Linked DNA regions of Homo sapiens: region 1 is linked to region 2. Evidence: chromatin loops called from intact Hi-C (ENCODE). Cell type or tissue: CD14-positive monocyte. All regions are shown on one strand. Each heading gives the region's core, and the rest is flanking DNA. Links, peaks and the distances in the headings are about the cores only.

The links. Hi-C counts contacts between places; a loop is a spot of excess contacts. Peaks named below come from ENCODE experiments on the same cell type or tissue, not always from the same donor. Only the 100,000 strongest peaks of a DNase experiment are listed, where the experiment ranks them.
Region 1: a loop joins it to region 2, with 1.8 times the contacts of the local background. A loop is called at or near these places in 8 of 110 quality-filtered maps.

Annotation. Positions count from the first base shown.
Region 1 is chr18:2,659,579-2,671,309 of GRCh38, reverse strand. It overlaps SMCHD1 (structural maintenance of chromosomes flexible hinge domain containing 1), which reads right to left. Exons shown (of 48, transcript NM_015295.3): 2 at 5,078-5,153; 3 at 4,279-4,440. Among named protein-coding and RNA genes, the nearest start is that of SMCHD1, 9.7 kb to the right of the region's middle. RefSeq lists an enhancer at 8,193-8,242 and a silencer at 11,646-11,731. In CD14-positive monocyte, for the core only: no CTCF peak of the experiment used is centred there; no DNase peak of the experiment used is centred there; H3K27ac peaks cover 2,685 bases.
Region 2 is chr18:2,709,688-2,721,418 of GRCh38, reverse strand. It overlaps SMCHD1 (structural maintenance of chromosomes flexible hinge domain containing 1), which reads right to left. Exons shown (of 48, transcript NM_015295.3): 18 at 3,184-3,261; 19 at 2,985-3,104. Among named protein-coding and RNA genes, the nearest start is that of SMCHD1, 60 kb to the right of the region's middle. RefSeq lists an enhancer at 4,180-4,680. In CD14-positive monocyte, for the core only: no CTCF peak of the experiment used is centred there; no DNase peak of the experiment used is centred there; H3K27ac peaks cover 1,885 bases.

The sequences.
Region 1 (11,731 bases), core at 2,385-10,384, 50 kb after region 2:
TTTAAAATACTTCTGTTGACTCTATAATTATACACTTAGCAATTTATCCCCAGGAAAATAATTAAAGATTCATGGGCCAGGTGCAGTGGCTCACGCCTGTAATCCCAGCACTTTGGGAGGTCGAGACGGGCAGATCGCCTGAAGTCAGGGGTTTGAGACCAGCCTGACCAACATGGAGAAACCCCATCTCTACTAAAAATACAAAATTAGCCAGGTGTGGTGGTGCACGCCTGTAATCCCAGCTACTTGGGAGGCTGAGGCAGGGGAATTGCTTGAACCCAGGAGGCGGAGGTTGCGGTGAGCCGAGATCACGCCATTGCACTCCAGCCTGGGCAACAAGCCAAACTCCATCTCAAAAAAAAAAAAAAAGAATTAAAAGATTCACTCAATTTTCTTTTTTTTTTTTTTTAGATGCAGTCTCCCTCTGGTGCCCAGGCTGGAGTGGCAGTGGCATGATCTCAGCTCACTACAAGCTCCGCCTCCCAGGTTCAAGCGATTCTCCTGCCTCAGCCTCTCGAGTAGTTGGAATTACAGGCACCCACCTCCACGCCTGGCCAATTTTTGTACTTTTAGTAGAGACGGGGTTTCACCATGTTGGCCAGGATGGTCTCGAACTCCTGACCTCAAGTAATCTGCCCGCCGGGGCTTCCCAAAGTGCTGGGATTACAGGCGTGAGCCCAGCCAGATTCACTCAATTTTAAAATATTTAAGCACCTATGTGCCAGGCATTGTTCTAGGAACTGAATAAAGCAGATGAAGGTTCTGTTCTTAGGGATTTAACATTCTAATGGAGGAATATGGGAAAGAAAATATAATCATAATAAATAAATTCTATAGCATGTTAGAAGATGGTTTGTGCAATAGAGAAAAAAGAAACAGCAGAGAAATGAAATCAAGTAACAGTAAAGACACAGAAGGAATACAGTTGCAATTAAATAGACTAAGTTTTGTTGAGAACACAACAGATAACCAAGACTTGGAGGAAGTGAAGAAATGAGTGCAGGGCTAACTGGAGGAAAAGCATTCCAAGCAGAGGGCCCTAAGCTGAGAATATGGATGGCAGTGAAGGGGAGTGAAAAAGTAAGAAAGGTAGTAGAAACAAAGTCAGAGAAGTACAAAGCAGAGCTAGTAAGTCCCTGCAGGCAACTGTAACGACTTTGGTGTTTACTCTTAGTGAAATGGGGAGCCATGGGTGTTTTCAGCAGCGAGTGACACAATCCAATTTCTCAAACCTTTTATGGACAGGGATGAAAAGACAGGTACCAGTAACTACTAGTTAGTGTAATCTGGGTGATACAATGGTGCCTCCAGACCAGGTGGTAGCAATAGAAATGGTGAGAAATGGTCATTTTAAGATAAAACATTGAGAATAGGACCCAAAGGATTTTCTGTCAGATTAAGAGGTATGAGAGGTATGAGAAATACAAGTATCAATTTGATTTTTGGCCTGTGCAGCAGGAAGGACACAGTAATAATCAATTCAGATAGGGGGAACTATGTGTGGTATAAAATTCAGTGAGCAGATGAGGGTTCCCATTTTAGACATCCTAGAGGAGATGCCACATGGGCAGCTGGATGGATAAAACTGGACTTCAAGAGATAAACCCGGCACCATTTTCAATATTTAACTAAAAATGACCATTTCCTACCTCTTCCTTGTGAGAGTCACTTCTGTAATGATGTTATTTAGAACCATGAGATAGGACCTGATCACCAAGTGAGGAAGTAAGATACAACATAAAGGGCAAGAACTAAGCCCTAAGGCACTTCAATATTAATAAGGTGGGGAGAGAAGAAAGGGCAGGCAGTGAGGTAAGAAGAAAATCAAGGTGCTTATAATCCCACGGCTTTGAGAGACCAAGGCAGGAGAATAATTTGAGGCCAGCAATTCAAGACCAGCCTGGGCAACATAGTGAGACTCCATCTCTACAAAGAAAATTTTATTTTTATTTTTATTTTTTAGAGAGAGAGGCTCACTCTGTTGCCCAGACTGAAGTGCAGGGGTGCAGTCATAGCTCACTATAGCCTCGAATTCCTTGGCTCACTCAAGCAATCCCCCTGCCTCTGCCTCCCAAGTAGCTAAACAAGGCATGCACCAAAATGTCCAAATAATTCCTGTATTTTTTTGTAAAGATGGGGTCATATCATGTCCCCCAGGCCGGTCCTAAAGTCCTGGTCTCAAGTGATCTTCCTGCCTCAGACTCTCAAAGTGCTGGGATTACAGGTATGAGCTACTGCATCCAGCTACAATTTTTTTTTTTTTTTTAATTAGCTGGGCATGGTGGTATGCACTTGTAGTCCTAGTCATTCAGGAGACTGAGGCAGGGGGATTGTTTAAGCTTAGGAGTTCGAGGCTACAGTGTGCTATGGTCACGTTACTGCAAAAAGGAAAAAAATCAAGAATATGGACCCTCGAAAGTCAAGTGAAAAAAGTATATCAAAAAGGAAGAAGTGACAAAACAATGTCAAGTAACACGTCAAGAAAAATTAGAACTGAAAATTAAAAATTTATCACTGGATTTAGCTGTTGGTGACCATAAGAGCGTGGGTACAGTAGAGTGGTAGGCGAAAACGTCTGGTCAGAGTAAGAAACAATGGGAGGAAGAGAAGGACTGCTAATAGCGAATGCATTCAACTCTCTGGAGGAGTTTTGCTATAAACAGGATCAAAAAATTTTAGGCAGTAGCCAGTGAAGGAAGTAAGACTTTAGTGTTTTTAAGATGGGAGAAGAGCTTTTTTGTACAAAAAGAACAACATGAGAGGTAATAAATATACTAGTTATATATTCAAGCTCTGAAGTCACTCTCCTAAAGTTTAAATGCTGGCTCCACTACTCACTAGTAGTGTAGCAAGTCACCTAAAATCTCTTAGCCCCAGTTAATTCTGCAAAACAGGATCTTTACCTATATTATTTCCTAACATTAGCTACCACACAGGATTAAGGAGTAAATGAGACAACGCTCATAAGTACTTGGTACAATGCCTGGCACTGTAGCCAATAGTAATGACAGCAGTGGTAGTGTTACATTAAGAAAGCACACACAGATTTAGTCACAAGAACATTCAGAGTCATTTGTAACCATAACACAATTAAAAACAACCTAAATGTCTAATAGAAGAACACTGTTCAGACCGGGCATGGTGGCTTATACCTGTAATCCCAGCACTTTGGGAGGCCGAGGCGGGAGGATCACTTGAGGTCAGGAGTTCAAGACCAGCCTGGTCAACATGGTGAAACTCCGTCTCTACTAAAAATACAAAAATTAGCCAGGCGTGGTGGTGCCTGCCTGTAATCCCAACTACTCGGGAGGCAGAGGCAGGAGAATCACTTGAACTTAGGAGGCAGAGGTTGCAGTGAGCCAAGATCACACCACTGCACTCCAGCCAGGGTGACAGAGAGAGACTCTGTCTCAAAAAACAAAAAAAGAAAAAGAATACTGTTCAAATAAATTATATTACCTAAATATTATCAAAATATACAGAGACATATATATTAAAAGATGTTCACTTTATTTTTAAACAAAATGTAGGTTAAAGAAGTATGCACCATATAAAACCATTAAAAATCAAATAATATGAAAAGGTCTGAAATGATAAACACCAAAGTGTTAGTGGTGGTTATGTCTGGGTAGTAGAGATATTCTTTATGTTCTATTTGCTTATCTATGTTTTCTAATTTCCTGCAAATACACATATAATGAGAAAAAAATAATTTTAATACAAAAGTTTACGATGAACATGTAAGTAGTATTAGACACTTTGGCAAGTCCTGAAAGAGAGGATTCAGTAAACTAATTGATTTGTAAAGATCACTAGCAAATGGTCCAGAGAAAGGACAGAAACTAGCAAGTAGTAAAGGTAGAAAGAAATGATAAAGACATGGAAATATGAACACAAACTTCTTACTTACGCAACCTAGCTATATGTATTTGCAAAGTAAAACAAGTATTTTCTTAATTGGGAAAGGTCTATGGGAGGCTAGGAAATCAGGAGAAGAGAGTATACAGGCGATGGAAAGCTGTATAGGTCAAGACCCCTTATGAGTTGAAAAGAAAAGTTCTACTAGTAGGTTAGCTTTAAAGGAGAGTTTTTTTTCACTGAAGATGACACAGGTAGAAGACATAATAATACCGTGATGAATTTGAGTAAGAAAGAAAATGAGTGGTCTTCTAATAAAGTGTAATAAGAAGATTTACAAAAAGTGAAGGAATGGGATACGTAATCAGGGGATAAAGGCAGGTAATAATTTATCAAAATTAGTATGAATGGGATACTTACGCAAAGGATTTTGTCCTTCACTGGCATAATATTCATACATGCCACTTTTAACCAGTGTGTCATAGTGAGGTAAGAAGTCAATTCGTTCTTTCGTAGCTGTCAGTAGTAACTGATTGACCGACTGTAGCAGGTATAAGGTGACTCCATCTTTAACAGTTTCATCTGTAATCAAGAGTGAAAATCATAAGTGCTAGGTCAGCATCAGAAACTCAATGAACTTATAATTGTGAATATACAAATTCTATCTATGAAATATCTTTAATGATGGTAAAGAAAAACCCCCAATCATCTACCTGTAAGCAAAGTCATGTTAAGGATATTAATGAAACAAGCACAAATACTTCCTTCCATTCATTTGAAACACTCAATTCTTAATAAGTTAAACTATCACAGGAAATCAGACGAGAATCTAAAATAGCGTAGTGTCAACATGAATGGAGAATGGTTAAATTCAGATGGAATCAGGCATGAAAAACCAGCAGGTCTTGGAAAACTAATTAGGTTAAAAAAAGATAATGGAATAATCCAAGTTGGTTAGCAAAATTAGCTTCAGAAGATTTGTGCTAGGCAGAATCATCTTCTGTAGCCATAACTGATATCAACTATTTTTCTATAATCAAGCTTGAAAAATATAACCTCTGTGCAGACTATGCACATGCAGCCAGTTTCCTCCCTCATCCCAACAAATTAACAAAAGTCATCAACAGATTTAGATGCATATCTAATAAAAGTTATTGCTATATATGTACTAAACCTTATTAAATATAAAAGCATCAACTTAGTAACACTGTTTACCTACCAAAATTATCACAGGTAATTTCTTTCCTACTTGTTGTTGTAATAACAAATTTTTCTTCAGGTGAAATGCCAAGTGTCTATCCAAAATAAGAAATAAAATCACTTATTACACAAAGGAAATAAATGTATTATTCAAATTTATAAAAATATGAAAATATTGATAGTACATTATAATTCTGTAACCACTACACTTATCTAGGAAATACAAAACTCAGTATATCTAAATTTTGCCTTTGCATAATTAATAGTGCATAAATCTATATAAATTACTTACTTAACAAGGTCATTTTTTCTGCTACTATAAGCAACCTAGGAACACTAGTGATTAGGTGGAACGTTTTAAAAGCATTTTAACATCATCAGCAGGACCCACCCAGACAAAAGACATAGTATTTCATACTAACGTACAAGTTATCAACTTATTTGGAACAAAGCTTTAACATAACTCATGTTCATATAGACTAGATATTTAAGTATGCAAAAACAAAATAGAAGAAAACAGAAGTTAGCATTTTATAGCACGGAGGGAAGAACAGCCATGCTTTGTAAGACATACAGGTCCATTCAAACGAATAACTTTAAAAATTAAAGCAAATTATAAATTAGAGGGAAACTGGCCAGGCATGGTAGCTCATGCCTGTCATCCCAGCACTTTGGGAGGCTGAGGCCGTCGGATCACAAGGTCAGGAGTTCAAGACCAGCCCGACCAACATGGTGAAACCCTGTCTCTACTAAAAATACAAAAATTAGCCAGGTGTGGTGGCGCACACCTGTAATCCCAGCTACTCAGGAGGCCAAGGCAGGAGAATCACTTGAACTGGGGAGGCGGAGGTTGCAGTGAGCCAAGATCACACCACTGCACTCCAGCCTGAGCAACAGAATGAGACTCCGTCTCAAAGAAAAAAAAAAATTAGAGGGAAATTGCAACAAGAAACAAAAGGGTGACAAGGATCAACAAAGAGAAAAAGTAAAAACACAAAAAAATGAAAAGGAGAAAATACAAATGACCAATGAACACATGAACTGTAAAATCACATTAATCAAAAAATGAGAATTAGAAAAGTGGTTAACATTTTCATTTACATTAGAATTAAAACATACATGCTCTGTCTAAAATGAAACAATACAGCAATATATAGTTAAGAGAAAAGGCTTCTGTTTCGGGTAGTAATGGACTAGTCTAAAGATTAACATTCTTATTGAAAACATCTAAAAAATCTAGACTAGTGATACTCAAATCTTCAAAAATGATATTAATAAAAACCATTATTGCTCACCACTGGGATGAGCTAGGGCACCAACTTGTCACTCTGAACACTGACAAATTAAAGGGAAAGAACAAATTATTTACACTGCTTTTCTTGTATCAATGGTACTTCAGGATAACCAAAATAGCTCTGGCTGATGAGGCAAAGTTGTTCCTTAAAGAATTCCAGCTAATAAACACAGGAGGAATGGCAAGTCAGATCAAAACTTCCTTATGGAGGAATCCTGCTGAAATCACGTGAATCCCAAGATTTTAATGTTAGCATTGCTATGAGTGGGTGAAACACCCACACATCACGTGCCTCCCAGTGTAATGCCATATGAAGTATCAGTACTACCTACAAAGCATTCTTTGCCTCCTGACCCCAAAGAAGTTGAACCTAAATCAAATCAAGCCTTTAAAGCTAACTTTTAGTTTACAGAATACATACGGAGATAAAACAAATTAAGTAACACCAAAAAAGAGCACAAACAAATCCATAATGTGGAATATTAAAGACCTAGTTGATTTCTTCAAGAGGTCAACTGCAGGAAAACTAAAGAGACTGGTGGAGGAGGAATTTGCTCAAATGCTTTAAATTGAAAATAATTAGGAAACAAAAAAAAAACAAATTTAATGTGAGGACTATGTCAGATCCTGATTTAAACAAACCAACTATAAAAAGATACTTTTAAACATTCAGAGAACTCAATATGGACAGGGACATTAGACAATATTAAAAATGCTTTATTTTAATGGTTTGATAATACATATTCAGGCTGAAGTATATGGGGTGAAATGACCTAAGACCTAGAATATGCCTTAAATACATTACAAAAACAAAAATGATCCTAGTGTGGTAAATTCCTATTAACTTGAATCTGGATGAGTACACTGGGGTTCATAACATGATTCTCTCTTTGTGTCTGAAGGTTTTCATAAGAAAATTTCTACTTTAAAATATCCTGGAATAGGCCGGGCGCGGTGGCTCAAACCTGTAATCCCAGCACTTTGGGAGGCTGAGGAGGGTGGATCACGAGGGCAGGAGATCGAGACCATCCTGGCTAACACGGTGAAACCCCGTCTCTACTAAAAGTACAAAAAAATTAGCCAGGCGTGGTGGCAGGCGCCTGTAGTCCCAACTACTCGGGAGGCTGAGGCAGGAGAATGGCGTGAACCCGGGAGGTGGAGCTGGCAGTAAGGTGAGATCGCGCCACTGCACTCCAGCCTGGGCGACAGAGCGAGACTCCGTCTTAAAAAAAAAAATTCCTGGAATAGACCAGTGGAAGAGAATAGAGGGCCCTTAGACAGGTCCACATATATATGGATGCAGAGCCTAGCAAACAAGAGAGGTGACATTACAAATTGGTGGGGAAAGAATAAACTATCCAATGAATGATATTAAGACAACTAGTTATCTCAACATGGAAACAGATAAAATCCACACCTTAACTTAGACAAAAATAAATTCCAGGAGAATTAAAGCAGTTGTACATTAGCCCAAAATTGTAAAAGAACACATAGGGAAATAATTTTGAGTGAGCATAAAGGGATTTCTGAAAAGGTACAAACAGTGGGCCAGGCACAGTGGTTCACAGCTGTAATCCCAGCACTCTGGGAGGCCAAGGTGGGCGGATTGCTTGAACTCAGGAGTTCAAGACCAGCCTGGGCAATGTGGTAAAACCCCATCTCTACAAAAAATGGAAAAAAAAAAAATAGCTGGGCATGGTGGTGCACACGTGTAGTCACAACCACTCAAGAGGCTGAGGTTGGACGATCCCCTGAGCCTGGGAAGCCGAGGCTGCAGTGAGCCGTGATCACACACTACTGCACTCTAGCTTGGGTGACTTTTGAGTGAGACTCTGTCTCAAAAGATGCAAATAGCACAAGTCATAAAGAAAAAGACCAGACAACATAAAAAGATCAACATCACTAGTTATCAGTGAAATTAATATAACTTATTCTCATCAGGTAGGCAAAAATGTTAAATTCTGAGCCCATCAAGTGTAGGCCTCTGTACAGAGAAATAGGTACCTTACACACTGCTGATATGACTGAAAAAAAGTCAAACATAAAGAAAGTAATTAATTTGGCATACTTTAGTAAACTTAAAAGATACTCATATTCCATGCAATTCCACCCTAGAGAAATAAAGCCATGAACATAAACTGACTGGGAAGATTCTATTTGTTTAACAGAGACAAAAATGACCTTATAGATTTTTATTAGGTTTCATATAACCATGACAGTCGTGTATTTTTTAATTCATTACTACTTTTTTATTTCTATGATGTCCCTTTTTTTTTTTTTTTTTTTTTTTGGTTTTTTGTTGTTATTGTTGTTGAGATGGAGTCTTGCTCTGTTGTGCAGGCTGGAGTGCAATGGCACGATCTCAGCTCACTGCAAGCTCCGCCGCCCGGGTTCACACCATTCTCCTGCCTCTGCCTCCCAAGCAGCTGGGACTACAGGCGTGTGCCACCACACCTGGCTAATTTTTGCATTTTTAGTAGAGACAGAGTTTCACCACGTTGGCCAGCTGGTCTCAAACTCCTGACCTCAGATGATCTCCCTGCCTTGGCCTCCCAAAGTGCTGGGATTAGAGGCGTGAGCCACCAGGCCTGGCCAATGTCCCACTTGTTAAATCATGTAATTATGCATCCTGTAGTTACTGAAAAACTATGTGCAAATGATTTTTTTAAGATCTATGTTCACCTAAACATATCTAATTATTCCATATAATCCCACATAAGTCTATTATTTTTTCTTTCTTTCTTTCTTTCTTTCTTTATTTATTTATTTATTTATTTTATTTTTTTTTTTTTGAGACGGAGTCTCGCTCTGTCGCCCAGGCCGGACTGCGGACTGCAGTGGCGCAATCTCGGCTCACTGCAAGCTCCGCTTCCCGGGTTCACGCCATTCTCCTGCCTCAGCCTCCCGAGTAGCTGGGACTACAGGCGCCTGCCACCGCGCCCGGCTAATTTTTTGTATTTTTTTAGTAGAGACGGGGGTTTCACCTTGTTAGCCAGGATGGTCTCGATCTCCTGACCTCATGATCCACCCGCCTCGGCCTCCCAAAGTGCTGGGATTACAGGCGTGAGCCACCGCGCCCGGCCTTTCTTTATTTTTTACAGATTTTTTTGAGTACTCTTCTACGATAACTGCATATAATAGTTCATTTAGCCTTCACTAACTACATAGAAGACTCCCCCTATTTCCTAGCTGTCAAATTATCTACGGATAGGAATGCTAGCACCTTATTCTCTTCTTCAAACAATGGCAACCGGGTTATCGCTCCTGACCATCTAATTGTATCCAGTATTGCCTGTATTTTCCTGCACTGGAGCAAATAGTTCATTTTCTTTTGATTTTTAACCCATATTAAAAACCCACAGATGTTTAATCCATATTAAAAACCCAGATGTTTAATCCATATTAAAAACCCACAGATGTTTAATCCATATTAAAAACCCACAGATGTTTTTTAATCCATATTAAAAACCCACAGATTTCTAATCCATATTAAAAACCCACAGATTTCTAATCCATATTAAAAACCCACAGATTTCTAATCCATATTAAAAACCCATAGATTTTTAATCTATAAATCTACTATTATTCAATTAAGACACACAAACTATCTTTTTTTTTTTTTAAGTTCCTGGATACATGTGCAGAACATGCAGGTTTGTTACATAGATATACATGTGCCATGGTGGTTTGCCACACCTATCAACCTGTCATCTAGGATTTAAGCCCCACATGCATTAGGTATTTGTCCTAATTCTCTCCCTCTCCTTGCCTCTTACCCTACAACAGGTCCCTGTGTGTGATGTTCCCCGCCCTATGTTCATGTGTTCTCATTGTTCAACTCCCACTTATGAGTGAGAACATGCAGTGTTTGGTTTTCTGTTCCTGTGTTAGTTTGCTGAGAATGATGGCTTCCAGCTTCATCCACGTCCCTGCAAAGGACATGATCTCATTCTTTTTTATGGCTGCATAGTATTCCATGGTGTATATGTGCCACATTATCTTTATCCAGTTGATCATCAATAGGCATTTGTGTTGGTCCCACGTCTTTACTATTGTAAATAGTGCTGCAATAAACTTTAAAATTAATCCATATTAAAAATCCATGGTTTTTAATCCACATCAAAAATCCATATGAAATATCCATGGATTTTTCATCCATATTAAATATCCATGGATTTTCCAGGGGGCATGGTGGCGCATGCCTGTAATCCCAGCACTTTTGGAGGCCGAGGTGGGTAGATCGATCACCTGAGGTCAGGAGTTCCAGACCACCCTGGCCAACATGGTAAAATCCCATCTCTACTAAAAATACAAAAATTAGCCGGGCATGACGGCTGGTGCCTGTAATCCCAGCTATTTGGAAGGCTGAAGCAGGAGAATCGCTGGAACTTGGGAGGCGGAGGTTGCAGTGAGCCAAGATTGCGCCACTGCACTCCAGCCTGGGTGACAAGAGTGAAACTCCCATCAAAAAAAAAAAAAAAAAAACCATGGATTTTTAATCTATAAATTTATTATTATTTAATTAAGACACATAAACTATCTTTTTGTTTTCCCTGCTTCATCTATAAAAATTATTTCTTGAATTCACAATTTTTCTAAGTATTTTATTTTATTATTGTTTGTTTGTTTTTTGAGACAAGAGTCTCGCTCTGCCACCCAGGCTAGAGTGCAGCGGTGCGTTCTCAGCTCGCTGCAACTTCCGACTCCCGGGTTCAAGTAATTCTCCCTGCCTCAGCCTCTCGAGTAGCTGGGATTACAGGCACCCGCCACCAGATCCAGCTAATATTTGTATTTTTAGTAGAGACGGGGTTTCACCATGTTGGCCAAGCTGATCTCTAACTCCTGACCTCAGGTGATCCGCCCGCCTTGGCCTCCCGAAGTGTTGGGATTACAGGTGTAAGCCACTATGCCGTCCCCAACTTCTCTTAAATATTTAAGGACTAACTGACTTGCAGTGCATAAAATGATTACCTACCAAAATGATCAGTTAATTTTATTTTTAAAATTATTTTTTCACTATCTCTGAACAACAGGTAATTTTCATCCATGGATTAGTCAGAAAGCACACAGCTTAATTAGCACTGCTCTGAAACTCTGCAAACTAGTCAGCTTTTAATGTGGCTCCATTATATTTCGTTACCTTACTATGGCACTTGCTAAGCCATAGTTTTCTGCTTTTTTTTTTTTTTTTTTTCAAAATCTCAAGTTTATTGTAGAAATTGATGAGCACATCTTATATTAAAATACAAAACACCTAGAATAGCCGCACAACAAAAAACATTGGAGCCACACAAAGGAAAATGTAGACAATTTCTTCAAATTGGTGGTGGGGGGATATGCACACATGGGACTTAACATCTGGGCATATTTTAGAACTAA
Region 2 (11,731 bases), core at 2,435-10,434:
ATGTATAAAAAAGTCTCCTAAAACATTTAAAAAAAAAGAAAACCACACTCCAAGGTGGGCCTTCTTGATATCACAGCTACCTAGATCAGTTCTCTCCAAAAACCCTGTAACAATGACTCTACAAAAGCAGTAAACAAGAAAAAAGATGAGAGTAATAGAATTGGAAAGCCAAAGAACATATGAGTAAGTGTAACTGACTTAGCAGAAAGACCCAAGAACATCAAATACTCAAACAACAAAGCAAGCAGAGACTGAATCTGATTCACCGTTATCAGACGCCCATAAGTCTCAGGAATGGCTGTATAAAGTTGTAGTGAAATTGAAATAAAACAAGAAGGTTGGCTGAAGTCAGTTTGAGAAACAGTTTCACAGATCCCCATCCTTCAATGCATGTGCTAGTCAACGACCCTCCTCATCCCCAGCAAAAGATGGAAGGTTTATTCTTCAGGGAAAGAAGAAAAGGTCTAGAAGTGAGAGACACAGCACTACTAAAAGTGTCACTGACCAGGCGTGGTGGCTCAAACCTGTAATCTCAGCACTTTGGGAGGCCAAGAAAGCAGGATAGCTTGAGCCCAGGAGTTCAAGGCCAGCATGGGTAACATAGTGAGACCCTGTCTGTATTTTAAAATCTAATCAATTAAATGTAAAAGTGTCACTGAAAATAGGAAAGTGTTTATTGAAAATAGGAAAATCACGTGGAAAATTATATACTAAATATGAGGACCGCCCCCCTACAAACATAAATGGTCTTTCTCAGCTTGGTTCCCAAAATGCTGGCAGCTAGGTCTTGTACCCTTTTAGCAGGTGACTGAAAGGCTCCACTCCGGGGAATCTGAATAGCCAAAGAGACAAGACCTAAAAATTCTCATATCATAATTACCCCAAGGAAATTTTCAAGTGCCCTATTCTTCAATGTTAGCAAATCACTAATTATATAACAGAATATCTAATAAAAAAACAACATGGAGGAAACAAACTATGAATCAGGAAAAACGCTGTAAGAAAAACCCCCACTATTATTAATATCCTCAGAGAATAAAGATACTGAATTCATGAAGTAGGAAGAGAATGCTTAAGGAATTGTTTAACAAGATTATTTTAAAAGAGATTTTAGAAACTAAAAATGGTAGCAAAAAGGAAAAAATAGAAAGCATAGAACATCAAGCTGTTAAGAAAATCTCCAATAAGGTAGTAAAAACAAAACCAAGAGATGGAAAGTAGGAAAAACAAAAATAATATACCAATCCTGAAATCCAACATCCTAACATTAGATATTTTAGAAAGAAAGAACAGGTTGGGCACAGTGGCTCAAGCCTGTAATCCCAGCACTTTGGGAGGCCGAGGCAGGAAGATGGCTTGAGGCCAGGTGTTTGAGGCCGAAATGGGCAACATAACATAGCAAGACCCTGTCTCTACAAAAAAATGTTTTTTAAAAATTAGACAGGGCCACGTGCGGTGGCTAACATCTGTAATCCCAGCACTTTGGGAGGCCGAGGCTGGCGGATGACCTGAGGTCAGAAGTTCAAGACCAGCCTCACCAACATGAAGAAACCCCATCTCTACTGAAAATACAAAATTAGCCGGGCGTGGTGGCATACGCCTGTAATCCCAGCTACCCGGGAGGCTGAGGCAGAAGAATCGCTTGAAACTGGGAGTCAGAGGTTGCAGTGAGCCGAGATCACACCATTGCACTCCAGCCTGGGCAACAAGAGCAAAACTCCATCTCCCAAAAAAAAAAAAATTAGGTGCAGTGAACTGCAGTCACACCACTGCACTCCAGCCTGGGCAACAGAGGAAGACACTATCTCCAAAAAAGAAAAAAGGCCAGGTGCAGTGGCTCACACCTGTAACCCCAACACTTTGGGAAGCCAAGGAGGGCAGATCATGAGGTCAGAAGTTCGAGACCAGCCTGGCCAACATAGTGAAACACCATCTCTACTAAAAATACAAATAAATTAGCCAGGTGTGGTGGTGGGCACCTGTAATCTCAGCTACTTGGGAGGCTGAGGCAAGAAGAATCGCTTGAACCTGGGAGGCAGAGGTTGCAGCCAGCCAAGATCATGCCACTGCACTGTATTCCAGCCTGGCCAACAGTGTGAGACTCCATTGAAAAGAAAAGAAAAGAGGGGAGAGGGGAGAGGGGAGAGAGGAGAGAGGAGAGGAGAGGAGAGAGGAAAAGAAAAGAAAAGAAAGGAAAGGAACAGAAAAGAAAAGGAGAGAAAAAGAAAATAGAAAATCAAAGTGATTCAAGAAAAATTCCTAGAAAATAAAACAGGGATTTCCAGACTGAAAGGGTATACGAGGTACATGGCTGGATGATACTAGATAAAAACAGGCCTATGCTAAATCATACAATTGAATATTTCAGAAACTGGGATTCCCCTAAAACTTGAGGACTGGGGAACAGAGAACGTTTTGGGGGAGGAGGGGCAATATGCCCAGGGTCAGGAATCAGGACAGCTTTAGACTTTACCAGCAACAATGAAAAGTAGAAAACAATGTCTTCAAAATTCAGAAGGAATATGATTATCGAGTAGACTTACAAAGCTATTTGAAAATCAAAATGGGCCGGGCACGGTGGCTCACATCTGTAATCCCAGCACTTTGGGAGGCTGAGGCAGGTAGATCATCAGAAGTTATGAGATCGAGACCAGCCTAGTCAACATGGCGAAACTTTGTCTTTACTAAAAATACAAAAAGCCAGGTGTGGTGGCGGGCGCCTGTAATCCCAGCTACTCGGGAGGCTGAGGCAGGAAAATCACTTGAACCCAGGAAGCGGAGGTTGCAGTGAGCCGAGATTGTGCCACTGCACTCCAGCCTGGGTGACAGAATGAGACCCCATCTCAAAGTAAGTAAGAAAATAAAATAAAATCGAGATGGTTACCCAATTGTTCAAACATCTTTTAATGGCTTATCTCTCTTTTCTCTTTGGATTTAAAATGCCACCTTTAGCATATATAATTATATATTACTGTTTTGCTTACCTTTAACAGAAAACTTAATTGCTTTAGATGGTAGTGGTCTTCCTGCATAAGTGTCTGCATTACTTTCATTCAACACAACTTGTAATTTCAAGGTATAATTCCCCAACTTCTGAATATTTTCTGGATAAATTAAGAAGAAATTAAAAATCAAGTCAACACAATACCAATGTATTTTTTAACATTCAGAATAAGAACTCACCCATTTTTTTAAACCAGTAAGGCCATTTTCCTCCATGTTGACTAATATGCGAAATAATCTCTTTATTTCCACTTGAAGCTTAATAAAAGAAAAAAGAAACAATAGTGTCTTGAGAAATTCAACGTAAAACATGAAATACGCAATGTCACATTGGCACCAAATACCTATTTGCTGTATTTTAAAACCTGCTTTGAAGCTTCAAAAGATCTAACACTATCCTATGAAAGTGAACAGCAATAATAATAGTTAACTCTTCAATTCATTAAAATCTCTTTATTTCAAGTCTTATAAACTCTTTCACTTTATTTAAAATTACTATTTAAAGAGAAAGGAAGACAACAGAAGACAAATAACATGACCTCTCCAAAAAATTCCTTATTTATTGCCCACTCTAGAATTATATAATGTAAATATTAAAAAAAACAAAATTTTTAAAAAGGCAATTCATGAACAAATCCGAAATGTTTATCAAGTAGGTAACATGACCACACAGACCAAAAAGAGGGAGAAAGAGAGAGAAAAGCAGTCAACCTTACCCACTTGGAAACAGTACAATAGTGCATTCACACTGTGAACTTCTATCTAAGAAGGAACACAGGAGCTCAACATAAAAGCATAACAGGCCCAGCGTGGTGGCTCATGCCTGTAATCGCAGCACTTTGGAAGGCTGAGGCCAAGAATTTGAGACCAGCCTGGGCCATATAGTGATGGCTTGTCTCTACAAATATTTAAAAATTAGCCAGGCATGGTCCGGCTAAGCAGTCCCAGCTACCTGAGAGGATGAGATGGGAGGACTACTTGAGCCCAGGAGGTCAAGGCCACAGCGAGCTATGAAGGTACCAGTCTGGGCAACAGAGTAAGACCTTGTCTCAAAAAAAAAGCAAAAGAAACTTTGGATACTTTGAACACTACAGTGGGCAACAGCACTGCATGTCCCATGAAAAACTGGGAGTGAATCCTCTGTGTGAGAAGGGAAGAGAGCAACTGAAGCCAGCTGGGAGCTCCTTGGCCCTACCAAGCACTGGATCTGACTTGGAGAGCATTGGGAACAGTGGGAAGTGCTCCACCCATACTCCCAGACCTGGGTGGTACAAATAGAAGGCAGCCATTCCCGATCCTAAGTCACAGCGGGCTGCACAGAAACCTGCCAGCCAGCATAGGTGGCACTCACTGGTATGGAGAGTCTCCAGACTAAGATTTGTGATCTAATATTGAGGAGAGCAGCCTCCACAACCAGAATTGAGAGGCAAGTGTAATATGGGCCCCAGCCATGGGTATGAGAATTGGGTGCCCCTGCTTTGCAGAGCCAGACTGGGAGGGGTATGGCCTGGAGCCTGGTTTTTGTCCCTGGCAGGACGTTTTGCAGCCTGAGACAGATTCACAATCTGAGGACAGACTGCCTGTGACTTGGCTGGCTGTTTCAGCTTGCTGCCAGCAGCAGATGGTAGGAGGGAATCCAACCAGGTCAAAACTGTAGAGAACCGGGTCCCACTATCACCTGCCAGGTTGTGGAGCCCTAGCGACCCCACTTTCCCCATGCTGGATCTTTGGCATGGCAGTGGTTGCTCTGCTCCTCCCTGGAGCATTCCTTCGGGGCCTGAGAACTGCCTTGCAACCCCTGCAAGGGCTGGTGCTTGTGCCCTGTTGGGGTGGCCAGAATGCAGGATTCTCCAGCCCAGCCCTGCCTAGCTTTGCCCTCCCTACCTGCCTCAGGGGCAGAGTACAGGACTGGGACCCCTGGAAGTTACACAGTCCAGCCCATCATCTAGGACATCAGAGTACTTCTGGTTAACAAAGGTAACCCATAAATGCTACCACAACAGCTGCATCCAGCTCTTACCTTCTAGCACCACATACCGGACAGGAGGCCAACCTTCACAGCCCATTAAAACATCTGCTAAAACAATTGTGCAGTGCTCAGGAAGGAGACAAGCTCTGCACCACCTCTACTACCACAATTGTCCATACCACTGCAGCTACACAGGAGGCCCTGAGACTGCTCACCCGCCTGATACATTACTACAACAGCCAGCACTGGAGAAAGCCACCACACTAAGGCTATTTATAAACAAGGAAATCATAGATAATCTATGTCACTGAATACACCCAAGAAGCAAAGCCACAAGAATCTATTAAACATACATCATAGACACATCATCAAGGAAAAAATAAGTCCTGCCCCAACAAATGTAAATTCAAAACTAAAAATAAGCAACTACTACTACGGATACAAAGGAAATCAGGACAATACAGAAAATATTAAAAAATAAGGTGCTATGACAGTTCCAAAGCAACATGGTAATTCTCTAACGATGGATCCTAACCAAAAAGAAATCTTTGAAATATCAAATAAAAAATTCAAAATACTGATTATTTTATTTTCTTGAGATGTGGTCTTGCTCTGTTGCCCTGGGTGAATTTCAGCGGCACAATCATAGCTCACTGCAGTCTCATGGGCTCAAGTGATCCTCCCACCTCAGCCTCCTAAGTTGCTGGGACTACAGGTATATATTACCATGCCCACTTCTTAAATTAAAAAAAAATTTTTTTAGAGAGTGTCTCACTGTGTTGTCCAGGATGGTCTTGAACTCCTGGCATCAAGCTATCTTCCCACTTCAGCCTCCTGGGATTATAGGCATCAGCCACCAAGCCCAGCTAAAATACTGATTTTTAAAGAAGCTCTATGAGATACAGGAGATAGCTGAAAACTAATATAAAGTAGTGAGAAAATGAAATTCAGGATATGAATGAGAAATTTACCAAAGGCATAGTTTTTTGTTTTTTTAAAAAAGAACTTCTGTAATAAAAAAATTCATGGAAGGAATTACAAGATATGGTTGAAAGCAAACAATGGACTAGACCAAGCAGGAGAATCTCAAAATGTGAAGATAAATCTGTTGAATTAATCAATCAGACAAAATAAAGAAAAAAGAATTGTAAAAAATGATCAAAGCCTTCTCGAAGTATGGGTCAATGTAAAACAGCCAAACCAACAAATCCCAGGTATTCCCAAGGGAAAAGAAAAAGCAAAAACTTTAGAAAACCTATTTGAGGAAATAATTGAGGAAAACTTCCCTTGTCTAGCAAGAGATCTACACATCCAAAGAATAAGAGGCTCAAAGAATGCCAGGCAAAAACACTGCAAGAAAGGCCTCACTACAATATATAGAAATTAGACTGTCTAAAGTCAATGTGAAGGAAAATATCCTAAAATCAGCAAGAGAAAAAGCATCCAGTCACCAGTAAAGGAAAATCCATTAGACTAACAGCAGATTTCACAGCAGGTACCTTATAAGCTAGTAGAGACTGGCATTTTGTTTTTTCTTTTTTTACAGTCCTGCTCCCTCTGTAGGATTCTGTTTTCAAAGTGCTGGGGGTAGGGGGCAGGGGGGACTGTCAACCACAAATCTTGTGTCCTGCTAGAACAAGCTTCATAAATGGAGGCAAAATAGTCTTTTCCAGACAAGCAAATCCTGAAGAAATTCACTACCCCTAAACCAGATCTACAAGGAACAGTCAAAGGAGTTCTAAACATGGAAACAAATGGTCAATACTAGCCATCATAAAAACACATGAGAGTATAAAATTCACAGGTATTATAAAACAATTATACAAGGTAGGAAGAGAAAAAAATCAAATAGCAGCACAACAGAATCCCACCAAACCACAAAGACAGAAAGGAGGGAAAAAAAGAAAGGATCTACAAAGCAACTAGATAACAACATTATGACAAGAGCAAAACTTCACATATAAATACTAACCTTGAATGTAAATCAATTAATGTTCTACCTAAAAGATATAGACTGACAGTAATGGATTTTTTAAATGAACCAACTAAATGCTACTCACAATAAACTCATATTACTCATAAAGACAATTATAGACTGAAGGTAAAGGTGTGGAAACAGCTATTCCATGCAAACAGAAACCAAAAGTGAGCAAGAGTAGCTGATATCAAATAAAATAGACTATAAATCAACAACAGTTAAAAAAATTATATAATGTTAAAGGAATCAATTCAACATGAAGATATAACAATTCTAAATATATATGTACCAAATACCAGTGCCTAGATTCATAAAACAAGTATTACTAGGCCTAAGAAGACATAGAAAGCAATACAATAATAATGGATTCAACACCCTACTGATAGCACTAGATGGATCATGGAGATAGAAAACGTTGCAACAAAGGAACATTGGATTTAAACTGGCCTTTAGACCAAATGGACCTAAGCAAACATTTACACAACATTCTACCCAACAATATGCAGAGTATACATTATTCTGCGGAATATACATTCTTCTCATCAGCAAATGGAACATTCTTGAAGAAAGGCCATACATTAGGCCACAAAACAAATCTCAACAAATTTTGAAAAATCAGAATCATATCAAGTAACTTCTTGGACCATAGTGGAATAAAACTAGAAATCAATTCCAAGAGAAACTCTCAAAACTATAAAATACTTGGATCAAACAGCTTACTCTTAAATAATCTTTATGTCAATGATAAAATTGATATGAAAATTTAAAATACATATATATATTTTGAGATGGAGTGTCACTCTGTTGCCAGGCTGGAGTGCAGTGGTGCAATCTCAGCTCATTGCAGCCTCTGCCTCCCAGGTTCAAGTGATTCTCCTGCCTCAGCCTCCCGAGTAGCTGAAATTACAGGCGCACATCACCACACCTGGCTAATTTTTTTACTTCTTAGTAGAGACGGGGTTTCACCATGTTGGCCAGACCAGTTTATGATGTATCTTAAAGAAAGCATGCCTATATTTGCCTTTTACTGCTGGATTTCTCAACTTGTACCAATAGAGAAAGAAACATGTTCTAGAAACATCTTCTCAATATTTGCTTTAAAAAAAGGGTGCAATTATAAATCAGACAGCAAATCACCACGAGAAGTTCTCTAAAAAGACCCAAGCAACTTTCTGATTTTTGATGTATTTATTCAACAAATATTAATTAATTACCTCCTATATACAAAGTACTAGAAAAAGGGTAAAGAAAACATCATTGCTTTCCTGGAGTTTTTAATCTTGTAGAACAAGGGGACTGGCAAACTACTGGACTGCCAATGGCTGCATTCATCTACAACAACAGACTTACGTAATCATAAGAAACAGCTCATACAGCTCTCAAAGCCTAAGTATTTACTACCTGACGCTTTCCAAATAGTTTGTCACCCCTGTCCTAGAGGGGAAAGACACATTTAAGGAACAAAATTTGGTCTAGAGTTGGGAAAACTGGGGTTCGATAAGAACCAAAAGAAAACAGTTGTGGTTAGAGGTATGGTAAGTGAGGATGAGATCAAGTTGGAGAGAGAGGAAGGGCCAGATCATGCGTGGAGTATTGCAGAGCTATGACTAGTTTCCTAGGCCACTAAAGATGAAATAATATAAAACAGGTGAGTGATATACACAGTTTTGCAATTCAAAAAAATCACTTTGGCGTAAAATGAGGAAAATGAGCTGGAGCAGTGCAAGAGTGAAAGAGGACTTTTCATTGAGGCAGCTACTACGTGGTTAGAATGAGAGACCATGATGACTCGGACTTGAATGGGCAGAACGAAGATATACAGTTGTCCCTTGGTTTATGCAGGAGATTGGTTCCAGGATCCCCATGTATACCAAAATCTGCACATACAACTCCTGTGGTTGGCCCTGCAGAACCTGTGTATATGAAAAGTTGGCCTCTGTTTATGTGGGTTTCAAATCCCGCAAAAACGTATTTTCAATCTGCATTTGATTCACAAATGGCCACATATAAGTGGACCTGCACAGTTCAAACCCATGTTTTTCAACGGTCAACTGTACTTTAGTGTGATACTTGGTGATAGATTGGTTACAGAGGATTAAGAAATAAATGGAAACACCAATCCTTTTCAAACTCTTCCAAAAACTTAAAGAGGAGAGAACACTTCCTAACTCATTCATTCTTTGAGGTCAACATTATCTGATACCAAAGTCAGACACAGACATCAAAAAAAAAAAAAAGGAAAAAGAAAACTACAGACCAAAATCCCTTATGAATATTGATGCAAAAATTCTCAACAATATGCTAGCAAGCCAAATTCAGCACAATTTTAAAAGAACTCACCTTAGTCTATATAGTGTTGTTGTAAAGGAATACCTGAGGCTGAATAATTTATAAGAAAAGGATGTTTATTTGGTTCACAGTTCTGCTGGCTGGAAGACTGGGCATCTGGTGAAAGCCTCAGGCTGCTTCCACTCATGGTGGAAGGTGAAGGGGAGCCAGTGTATGCAGAGATCATATGGCAAAAGAGGGGTGAGGGAGGTGCCAGGTTCTTTTTAACAACCAGCTCTCATGGGAAATAATAGAGCAAGAACTCACACAATAAGCCCTTCATGAGAGATGTGCACCTATGACTCCAAAACCTCCCATTAGGTCCCACCTCCAACACCGGGGATCAAGACAAACATCCAGGCCGGGCGCGGTGGCTCACGCCTGTAATCCCAGCACTTTGGGAGGCCGAGGCGGGCGGATCACGAGGTCAGGAGATCGAGACCATCCCGGCTAAAACGGTGAAACCCCGTCTCTACTAAAAATACAAAAAATTAGCCGGGCGTAGTGGCGGGCGCCTGTAGTCCCAGCTACTTGGGAGGCTGAGGCAGGAGAATGGCGTGAACCCGGGAGGCGGAGCTTGCAGTGAGCCGAGATCCCGCCACTGCACTCCAGCCTGGGCGACAGAGCGAGACTCCGTCTCAAAAAAAAAAAAAAAAAAAGACAAACATCCAAACTATACATAACAACCAAGTGAGATTTACTCTTGGAATGCAAGCATGGCTCAACAAATAAAAAACAAACAAGGCTACGTGCAGTGGCTCATGCCTGTAATCCTAACACTTTGGGAGACTGAGGCAAGAGGTCATTTGAGGCCATGAGTTTGAGACTAGCCTGGGCAGCATAGGAGACCCTGTCTCCACCACAAAAAAAAAAAAAGGGAGCCATGGTGGCTCAGGGCAGTTGTCCTGGTGCATAAGGAGGTGAGGCTACGCGTTCGAGGCCAACCTCGTCAATATTTTTAAAAAACTCTCATCCATTGATAAAAAGAAAAAAAAAAATTAGCTGGGTGCAATGAGCATGTCTGTAGTCCTAGCTACTCAGGAGGCTGACGTGGGAGGACCACTTGAGCCCAGGAGTTTGAGGCTGCAGTAAGCCACGACTGTGCCGCATCATTCCAGCCTGGGTGACAGAGTGAGAACCCGTCTCAAAAAAAACCCCAAAAAACAAAAAACAACCAATCAACGCAATACATCACTTTGAGAGAATAAACCTACATAATTATCTGGACTGATGCAGAGAAAACATTTGGGAAAACAATACTCTTTCATGATAAAAACACTACACAAGGAATAGAAAGAAACTTCTTCAACATGATAAAGGCCTTATATAAGACCCGCAGTTAACATCGCATGTACTCAACTGTTAAAGACTTAAAAGCTTTTCCTCTAACATCAGGAACAGGACAAGATTCTCATTTTGGTTACTTCTATTCAACATAGTATTTTAAGTCCTAGCCAGACCAATTAGGTAAGAAAAAGAAATAAAAGGCATCCACTTTGGAAAAGAATAAGTTATTTCCGTTCATAAATGACATGTTCATATATGAAAAAACCTAAATAATCCATAAAAAAAACCCTGGTATAGCTAATAAACTCAGCAAAGTTGCAGATACAAAATCATGTTCACGGATTGAATGACTTACAATTGCTAAGGTAAAAATAATACTCAAAGTGATCTGCATATTCAGTGTAATCCCTACCAGGATCGCAATGGTGTTTTCTGCAGAAATAGAAAAACGCATCCTACATTCATAGGGAATCTCCATGGACCCAAATAGCCAAAACAATCTTAAAAAACAAGAATAAAGTTGGAGGACTCACACCTCCTCATTTTAAAACTTACAAAGCTACAGTAAACAAAAACAGTGCAGCATGGGCATATGAACAGACATATAGACCTAGGGAACAGGGAGCCCAGAAATAAATTCTCACATATGTGGTCAACTGACTTTCAACAAGTGGGCCAAAACAATTCAATAGAGAAAGTATAGTCTTTGACAAATGGTGCTGGAAAAACTGGATATCTACAGGCAAAAGAAGTTTTCCATATAAAAAGAAGTTAACCATATGCAAAAGTCAAGGTCAGATGGATCAAAGTAATAACAACAGAGCTAAAGCTATAAAATTTGTAAGGAAAAAACATTCAGGAAAAGCTTCGTAACACTGAATTTAGTAACAATCTCTTGGATAAGACACCAAAAGCACAGCCAACAAAAGAAAAAAGAAACTAATTGTTTGTCAAAATTAAAAAGTTTTGTGCATCACAGTCACCATTGACAAAGTGAAAAAGCAACCCACAGAGTGGAAGAAAATATCTGTAAATCATTTATCTGATAAGGGATTAATATCCAGGATTATAAAGAACTCTTACAACTCAACAACAAAATTTAAAAATGGCCAAAGGACCTGAATAGACCTTTGTCCAAAGAAGATATACAGATGGCAATTAGCCCA